Regions from separate parts of the Homo sapiens genome. Here region 1 is linked to region 2. A link is a loop called in an ENCODE intact Hi-C map of the cell type or tissue named here. Cell type or tissue: PC-9. All regions are shown on one strand. Links, peaks and the distances in the headings refer to the core of each region. The heading gives the core; the rest is flanking DNA.

The links. Hi-C counts contacts between places; a loop is a spot of excess contacts. Peaks named below come from ENCODE experiments on the same cell type or tissue, not always from the same donor. Only the 100,000 strongest peaks of a DNase experiment are listed, where the experiment ranks them.
Region 1: it touches region 2 in a loop (8-fold over the local background); 5 of 110 quality-filtered maps call a loop at or near these places.

Annotation. Positions count from the first base shown.
Region 1 is chr12:104,670,155-104,674,546 of GRCh38, reverse strand. All of the region lies in intron 2 of CHST11 (carbohydrate sulfotransferase 11), which reads right to left. Among named protein-coding and RNA genes, the nearest start is that of MIR3922, 81 kb to the right of the region's middle. RefSeq lists an enhancer at 2,532-3,136. In PC-9, for the core only: no CTCF peak of the experiment used is centred there; DNase peaks (open chromatin) are centred at 1,816 and 2,566; H3K4me3 peaks cover 1,094 bases; H3K27ac peaks cover 4,000 bases.
Region 2 is chr12:104,586,823-104,591,214 of GRCh38, reverse strand. The region is part of intron 1 of CHST11 (carbohydrate sulfotransferase 11); the gene reads right to left. Among named protein-coding and RNA genes, the nearest start is that of MIR3922, 2.6 kb to the left of the region's middle. In PC-9, for the core only: no CTCF peak of the experiment used is centred there; a DNase peak (open chromatin) is centred at 2,594; H3K4me3 peaks cover 2,609 bases; H3K27ac peaks cover 4,000 bases.

The DNA.
Region 1 (4,392 bases), core at 117-4,116, 83 kb before region 2:
CAAGAGGGCCTGGGTTTGAATCCCAGCTTCACCACTTATAAACTGGGTGATACTGGACAAGAAGTTACTGAACACTTTTTGTTTCTTGGGCCTTGTTTGTTTGTTCATCTCTAAAATGTGGATTGTAACAGCACCTTCCTCGTTAGGATGCAAGGATTAAGTATAAAGTCCTTACAACAATGCCTGGCACAGAGTAAGTGCTATGGCAGGGTGGTTATCATTATAGAAACACTGGTTGTCGTAGAATTAGTGATCTGGTTCGGATCACTCTGACAGACCACTGAGAGAAACAAGGCAGCATTTTAATGAACAGCTAAGAGTTTTAAACACACAAAGTTAGAATCTACCTGGAAATCTTTTACTAGCAGAACAGCTAAGGTTTGATTCTGTATTAACAAACATCCTCCCCAAAGAAGCCAGCAAAAAAATCCTGCTCTGGGACCGCAGTCTGAAATGTACAGCCTTATCTGTGCTGGAAACTGCAGAGAAATCAGACTCAGGGGAGGAAATCGACTAAAACTAAGTGCAGGCCATTCAACAGAGGCCGGGAGAGCTGACAGCAGAGGAAAACCGAGCAGCCATAAAGACACGGGCAGGGAAGAAAGATGCCACCAACGTCTGTGGAGAGGCAAGACTGTAACATGCTGCCTTCTCACTGCTCAGCCAACGTGGATTGATGCAGAACATGTGTCACGAGGCTGACCACATTTAATCTTTCAGCAGCCCTTCCAGGGAATGTTCTGCCAGACTCAGAGAGGTTAAGGAACTTGCCCAAGGTCACACGGCAACAAATTCCAAGTGATTTTAAGTAGGTCGAAAAGTCGAAACAAACGGTTTGTGAATGTGCTGTGCTACATGTTAAATGAGTTGTCTAGGACAGTCTCATTGCCTGGGGTAGCTTCCAATGATGATTATGATGCCATGATGATAATCACCATAAGAATGGTTGATATTTATGGAGTGCTTTGCTAATTGCCAGATAGCACTCGAAGCACTGTACTTACATGAACTCATTTAATGCTCATAACAAACCTATGGGTAGGTACTATTATCATTCCCATTTTACAGGTGAAGAAACTGAGGCCCAAAGAGGGTAAGTTACTTGTCCAAGTCAAATAGCTAAAAATAGGTGTCACCACATGTGTATTTTTGAGAAAATGCTCTAGGCTCACCCTAGAAAGCCTCAAGTCAGTGTTAATCCATGTAACAAACCATTCCATTAACAGGTACAGTAGGCTGAATGGTACCTCCCCAAAAGATAGGTCCACATCCAAATTCCCAGAATCTGGGAATGTGACCTTCTCTGGATAAACGGTCTTTGCAGATGTGATTAAGCTAAGGATCTTGAGATTATCCTGGAGTGTGTGGGTAGGCCCTAAATATTAATGACGTGTCTTTATAAGAGACAAAAAAGAAGACAGAAGAGGGGGCAGCAACGTGTACATGGAGCAGAGAGATGGGGCCCCAAGCCAAGGAGTTTGGCAACTGGGAGAGGCAAATAATAAATCTTCCCTTAGAGTCTCCAGAGGGAGTACAGCTTTGCTGACACCTTGATTTTGGACTTCTGGCCTCCAGAACTGGGAAAGAATACATTTCTGTTGTTTTAAGCCACCTGGTCTGTGGTGATTCATTATGGCAGCCTCAGAAATGGTGGGGCAGGTATGGCCAAGCATCAGGGTTTCAGAGTAATCCTCACGCCTGGGTGTCTGAGTGGTGGCAGCAGGAGAACAGAGGTGCCATGCGGGAGGCATGTGAAATCTGGGGGAGGCTCTTGGCTTGGAAAGTGTAGGAGGGAGAGTCACAGTCAGAATCACGAGCCAGTTTTCCAGCCAAGAAGGCTGCCCAGCAGAGCATACGCTTGTTGCCATGCACTGAGCTGCCCGTCATGGTGAGTAATCTTGCCCCATTGGGAGGTTACTCCTCCCGAGGTCCCTTTGGAGGTGGTGAAGCCAACCATCCTCACATGTTCTATTCCTGAAAGAGGCCAGGGCCAGGCCAGCTTCCAGCTCTCAGAAACACCTGCTCGTGGAATCAATGGCCACAAGGCATGGGATAGCTGATAAAGGGGTTTTCCTTCAAAGTTTTTCATTCTCTGCAGTATTTTGGCAGAATTTGCCAGAAAGCAGAAAGCAATGGTCTCTTTATTCTCCATTTCTGGAGCTATCTGCTCCTTTCGCCCCTCTCTGCAAAGACACTTGCCACAAGACAGCTGGACAGCCGGGCCCCTAATGGAGTCCTGCACACACATCACTCACACGAGCCATTACTCCGCAAGCCAGAGCTGACCTTGGGGAGAGAGGGACAATCCCCTCTCTCCCACACGGTCCACCCCCCTGTGCAGGCCAGACAGGTCTCAGGGAGGTAGGTTTCCAGAAAACGCGCTTCCCTGACATTCCTGGGCATTTTCATTGTCAGGGATGGAGAACTCGAGCTACCCAAATTGTATCAAAACATCTGAAGTCAGAGCAGAAATCTTAATGCTCCTTCCTCCAGGGCTGATCATTACAATATTCCTTAATGGGTAGGACATGGTCACTGACGGGTCAGAAGGAATGCTGCCTGGGAACTGTGCCAAGGCCTCCTGCCAAGTGCCAGTTTTGCCCCATCCCCCAACCACACCCCAGTTATGGAGAGGAAACTGATGAGTCACTGGCCGATTTGCTAACTTCAGTGTCCCAATGCCACACGCCTACAAGGTGACAAAGGGGGTTTCCATTTGGCTGTTGAAAGCCTCTTCTCACATTATGCAAGAAGAGGGCTGGGGGCGGGGAGGAGAGAGAGACAGAGAGAGAGAGAAAAAGAGAGAGAAAGATAGAGATTGGGTAAAATGTCTAAAATTCAAATCATAAGTTCAAGGGGGACTTTCTGTAAGTAAAGGAATCTTTGGTGAATAAAGTATCACCTCACTTTAAACAGTGGCTTTGCTCACACTGTAGGCGTTCTCTAGGCTGCCTGAGATAACTGTCCTGGCCCGTTTGCTGCGAAACCTGTGGGGGAAGCGACAGGACTTCCTAGACCGATCACAGTGCAGTGGGCTAAGAGCTTCCATGATCAAAACCATGATCGCGCTGGTAACAGTAATGATCAGTAGACAGGCATTCCAAGCACTTGATGTGGCTCTCCTCATCGAATATTCTTAACAACCCTAAGAATCAGGGCAAATACTGACCCCACTCTGCAAATGGGGAAATGAAGGCACAGCAAAACCAAATAACTTGCAGAGCCAAGATTTCAACCAAGCAGCCCTGCTCCAGGCTTTTCCCTACCACCCACACCCCATGCTTAGGATCACGGGCGCAGCAAGAAGCCGTGTCCAGTCAGACTGGAGATCACAAGAGGCTTTGCGGAGGAGGGTGTGCCCATGGCCAGCAGACTAGCTGTCAGCTAAAAGGAAAAGGTCATCTGCTCCCACCCCGTGTTAATGAGAAAAGCTAAAACTAGCCATTCTCTACCATCTCATCTCCAGTATTCCAATCTGGTGATTATGTTTTCAGCTCTGAACATGATCTTAGGGCTTCTCACCTGCCCAACACCCTCAGAAGGCAGGGCAGGAAATCCATATGTGGGAAATCAAAGAAACTGAAAAGGCAGAAGCAGAAACACAAAGCTGGAAAAGAGTGTGTGTGTGAGTGTGCATGTATGTGCATGTATGTATGTGTGTGTTTCTGTTGGTGTATATGTATAGGTGTGGGGGGTATGTGTGGGAGTGTGTGTGAGAATGTATGTGTGGGTGTGTGTTTATGTGGGGTGTGTGTGAGAGTGTATGTGTGGGTGTGTATTGGTTTGTGTATGTGAGGGGTATGTGTGGGAGTGTGTGTGTATATGTGGTGTGTATGTATGATGTGTGTGTATGCAGGGGTATGTGTGAGAGTATATTTGTGTGTGTGTGGGTATGTGTGGGAGAGTGTGCATGAGTGTGAGTGCGTGTGTATGGATGTGTTTGTGTGGGAGTGTGTGTATGAGTGTGAGTGCATGTGTGGGTGTGTATGTGTGGGAGTGTGTGTGTAAGTGTGAGTGCATGTGTGTATGGATGTGTTTGTGTGAGTGTGTATGAGTGTGAGTGTGTGTGTGTGTGGGTCTGAACATATGCACTTGCACATGTGTATATGCTCCATGAAGGAGGCTATGTTGGGGGTGGGTGGAGGAAATGGAGGCAGTTCATGGACGGTCTGGAATAGAAAAGCGGGGAAGGACCACCCTGCCCTGGGTGCCGTGCAGAGGCAGAGATTGCTGGTGGATTCAGAGTGGTGGGGAAGCCCCTTGGTTTTGAGGACTCGCTCTGCTACAGCCCTGTTAGCATCCTAAGGACTGAGGAAGTTGGGAGACCACAAGGCCTCTGTGGGCTGCTCTCACCAGAGTGCACCTGGCCAGGGTGGACCCCCCTTCCTCCCT
Region 2 (4,392 bases), core at 159-4,158:
GGCCCAGAGGCCCCCCATGATATAGCCCCGCCTGCCTCTGCCCCTCCTCCACCATACTGGTCATCTTGCTCTTTCTCCAAAAAACCAAGCATGAGCCTCAGGGCCTTTGCACTCACTGCTCTGTCAGCCTGGAGTCCCTCTCCCAACACCAACAACTGTTCTCTTCTTTACTCTGCCCTCTGACCGCATCATCAGGTCCCCAGAGAGAGCTTCCCTGGACACACTGTCTCCCATGGCCTCACTTCCTCTCTCTCCTGTTCCTCCCATTCTTTGCTATATTCTTTTTTTTTTTTAAGACAGGGTCTCGTTCTCTCACCCAGGCTGGAGTAAAGTGGTGCGATATTGGCTCACTGCAACCCCCACCTCCCATGTTCGAGCAATTCTTGTGCCTCAGCCTCCCAAGTAGCTGGGATTACAGGCGTGTGCCACCATGTCCAGCTAATTTTTGGCATTTTTAAGTACACAGGGTTTCACCATGTTGGCCAGGCTGGTCTTGAACTCCTGGCTTCAAGTGATCTGCCCGCCTCAGTCTCCCAAAGTGCTGGGATTACAGGCATGAGCCACTGCGCCCCGCCTGCCATATGCTTCTTCAAGGCATTGATTCTCTCCTGTCTTTTTATCTTAAATGCTTTATTGGCTGTTGTCTGTTGCCACCACGAGACCCTAAGTTTCATGAGCAAAAGGACTTGGACTGTCTTGTCTATCACAATATCCTCGGTTCCTAAAAGGGGCCTAAATTCAGGGCTGAATGAATAAATGAATGAATGGAAGTGCCTTTCCCAAAAGACAGGAAACTAAACCGTTTTGAAATACAGTCACCCCAGTCCAAGGTCTTCTAAACTTTCCTGATAAGAGTCATCCGAGGTACTTATTTAAAAAACATATATTCCCAGCCCTTCTGAATCAGATTCTCCTACAAAGGGGCCTGGGAAGCTTCAAGCTTGATGAGCACCCCAGGGGATTTGTATCTTGGAAGAGTCTGGGGATGCTGGATCAGCTAGACATGAGGAACAGGTGCGCACATAGACAGCGCACGTGCAGGCCATCTGGAGAAGAGGAGGGGGAGAAACTGTGCCAGATGGGGCCAACGAGGCCAGGGGCCTGGGTGTAGGTACTTACAAGGGTCATGCGGCACCTAATAGCCAAGGGACGGGCCAGCTAGGGTGAGGCATCTTCATTTATTTATTTATTTATTTATTTAATTTTGAGACAGAGTCTCGCTTTGTTGCCCAGGCTGGAGTGCAGTGGCGCCATCTTGGCTCACTGCAGCCTCCTCCTCCCGGATTCAAGCAATTCTCCTGCCTCAGCCTCCCGAGTAGCTGGGATTACAGGCATGTGCCACCACGCCCAGCTAATTTTTGTATTTTCGTAGAGACGGGGTTTCACCATGTTGACCACGCTGGTCTTGAACTCCTGACCTCAGGTGATCCGCCTGCCTCAGCCTCCCAAAGTGCTGGGAACTTTAAGTCATCCCAGAAAAGGATTTGAGGCCAAACCGAAAAAGCATTCATTTGATTCTGTAGTCAAACCAGAACCCTTGAATAAGTTCTTCAAGGCAAGAAATAATACAACTGCAGTTTTGCTTTTTTGTTATTGTGATAAAATACACATAACATAAAATTTACCATTTTGACCACTTTCAGGTGTCCAGGTCAGTGGCATTAAGTACATTCACATTCTTGTGCAACTATCACCAACTATACATCACTTTGTACTTATTAAATAACAACTCCCCATTCCCGTCTCTCTTGTCCCTGGTAACCCCCATTCTATTTCCTGTCTCTATGAATTTGAATTTTTTTTTTTTTTTTTTTGAGACAAGATCTTGCTGTGTCACTCAGGCTGGAGTGCAGTGGTACAATCTTGGCTCACTGCAACCTCTGCCTTCCAGTCTCAAGCAATCCTCCCACCTCAACCTTCAGAGTAGCTGGGACTACAGACACAGGCCACCATCATTGACTAATTTTTGAATTTTTTTTATAGAGATGGGTTTCGCCATGTTGCCCAGGCTTGCCTTGAATTCCTGGACTCAAGCAATCCACCCACCTCGGCCTCCCAAAGTGCTGGAATTACAGATGTGAGCCACCAAACCCAGCTGAATTAGAATATTCTAAGTACTTCATACAAGTAGGATCATACAGTGTCTGTCCTTTTGTGTCTGGCTTTTTTCACTTAGCGTAATGTTTTCTAAGTCCATCCATGCTGTAGGATGTATGAGAATTTCGTTATTCTGACATATTATTATTCTGAATAATATCCCATCATACATACCACTATTCATTCATCCACTGATGGGCATTAGGGTTGCTTCCACCTTCTGGCCACCGTGACTCATGCTGCTATGAACACGGGTGTTCAGGTATCTATGCAACTCCTGGCTGCGGTTTTGCTTTTTAAGCTGTTTTGCTGGGACGTGGAGCAACACCCTGAGGCGGAGCCCAGAGGCTGCTGGTGAGCAGGTTGGCTGGTGGCCTCCAAGTTGGTGCTGTAAGGATGGCAGGTGGGCAATGGAGCATGGCTGTCATGTACAGAACTTTAGAACAGTGACCTTAGGTCAAACATCACCGGGATGGACTTCAGTCAGCTCTCACTTAACTAAGTCTTAAAGCTGTTTGTGAGCCCGAGGCAGGCAAGGAAGGAATCAAGACATAAGGAAGCCACCTGGGTGGGTCTGGTCTTTGGCGGCAAGACATTGGAATGAGCCAGTCTGTGACTCAAGTCTGGGTCATAGGCTGCAGGAACCCACTCAGAGCAGAGCTCAGTTCTGAAGAAAGCAGCTTCAGCCTTCTGAGGCTGTAACCCGAAAAGTGGCTTGAGAAGGTGACCCCAATATTGTTTGAGATGCCAAAATTGTTTTCTTAAAAACCTAGGATGATTGCAAATGAAGTGCAAAAAATGTCCAGAACTGGTAAGTACATAGACACAGAAAGTAGACCAGCAATTGCCTAAGGCCAGGGGTGGGGATGGCAAGTGACAATAAATAGACACAGAGTTTCTTTCTAGGGTGATGGAAATGTTCTAAAATTAGACTGCGGGGATGCTGTACGGCTCTATAAATATGCTAAAATTCATTGAATTCTACACTTAAAGTGGGTGAATTTTACATGTAAATAGTATTTCAATAAAACTGTTTTTAAAATAAGTATAGAGATGTTTAAGAATCAACCCATAATATTAATATTTTCAAGATTTTGGCCTCTTTGAATAGATCTACATTGCAATACAATATGAAAGACTTAATTGAACAATTTATTTGATTTGAAATTTTAAGCTGAAATCTAAGTTTATATATAATACTAGAGCATTTTAAAAAACCTAATCTCCTCCAGCCCGGGTGACAGAGTGAGACTCCATCTCAAAAAAAAAAAACAAAAAACAAAAAACAAACTTAATCTCTAACGAATTGAAGAGTCTGAAACAATAAATAAATAAATAAATAAATAAATAAATAAATAAATCTTAAGATTCACCATATTTCTAAGTTTGAGGCATTAGATTTCTATTATGTAAATACTTGAGCCGGGCAGGATGGTGAACACATGTAATCCCAGCACTTTGGAAGGCTAAGGCGGGTGGATTGCTTGAGCCCAGGTGTTCGAGACCTGCCTGGGCAACAGGACAAAACCCCATCTCTACAAAAAATACAAACACCACCAAGGTGTGGTGGTGCACGCCTGTAGTCCCAGCCACTGGGGAGGCTGAAGTGGGAGGACAGCTTGAGCCCAGGAGGTTGAGGCTGCAGTGAGCCATGATCCTGCCACTGCACTCTAGTCTGGGCAACCGCTTGAGACCCTATCTCAAAATAAATAAACAAATGAATAAATAAATGCTTGTTCATTAATTGGGCAAATGAAGTATTCAAAAATAACTGTAAATAGATGACATTTTAGATGCAATTTAAATTGTTATCAGAAGATTAAGTGTGTTAAAGGACCAAATATTAATTAAAGGCCACCCTAAATGTATCTGTTGAAGGCTTATGAATAGAAGAGTAAGATTCGAAATTTAAAGGTAGCTTCCTAGATTTGTGAGTTTAATTTTATTAGAAGCCTTTTCTGTATACCACTGTCATCACAGTGACATGAAAAAGACCTCACATTAACAGAGAAGATAACTGATAGGAATTGGCATCTTCAGGCTGGCCTAAGGGGCGGAGGGTGTGAGTGTCTGGGGTAAAGGAGAACCAGCCCCTACCCCAAACCTCAGCATAAATTGTCCCTGAAAACCCCCACAGTAGTAGAAGAACTTTATTGCTGAGAAACTTAAGACGCTGTGGAAAAAACGCAGTTCAAGGAATTGATATTGGCAGTTAACCTGGGGAAGTCCTCATAAATTACATTTTATGTTCACTTAAATAAAACAAGAGAGACAGCACTGCAACACAGATCATAT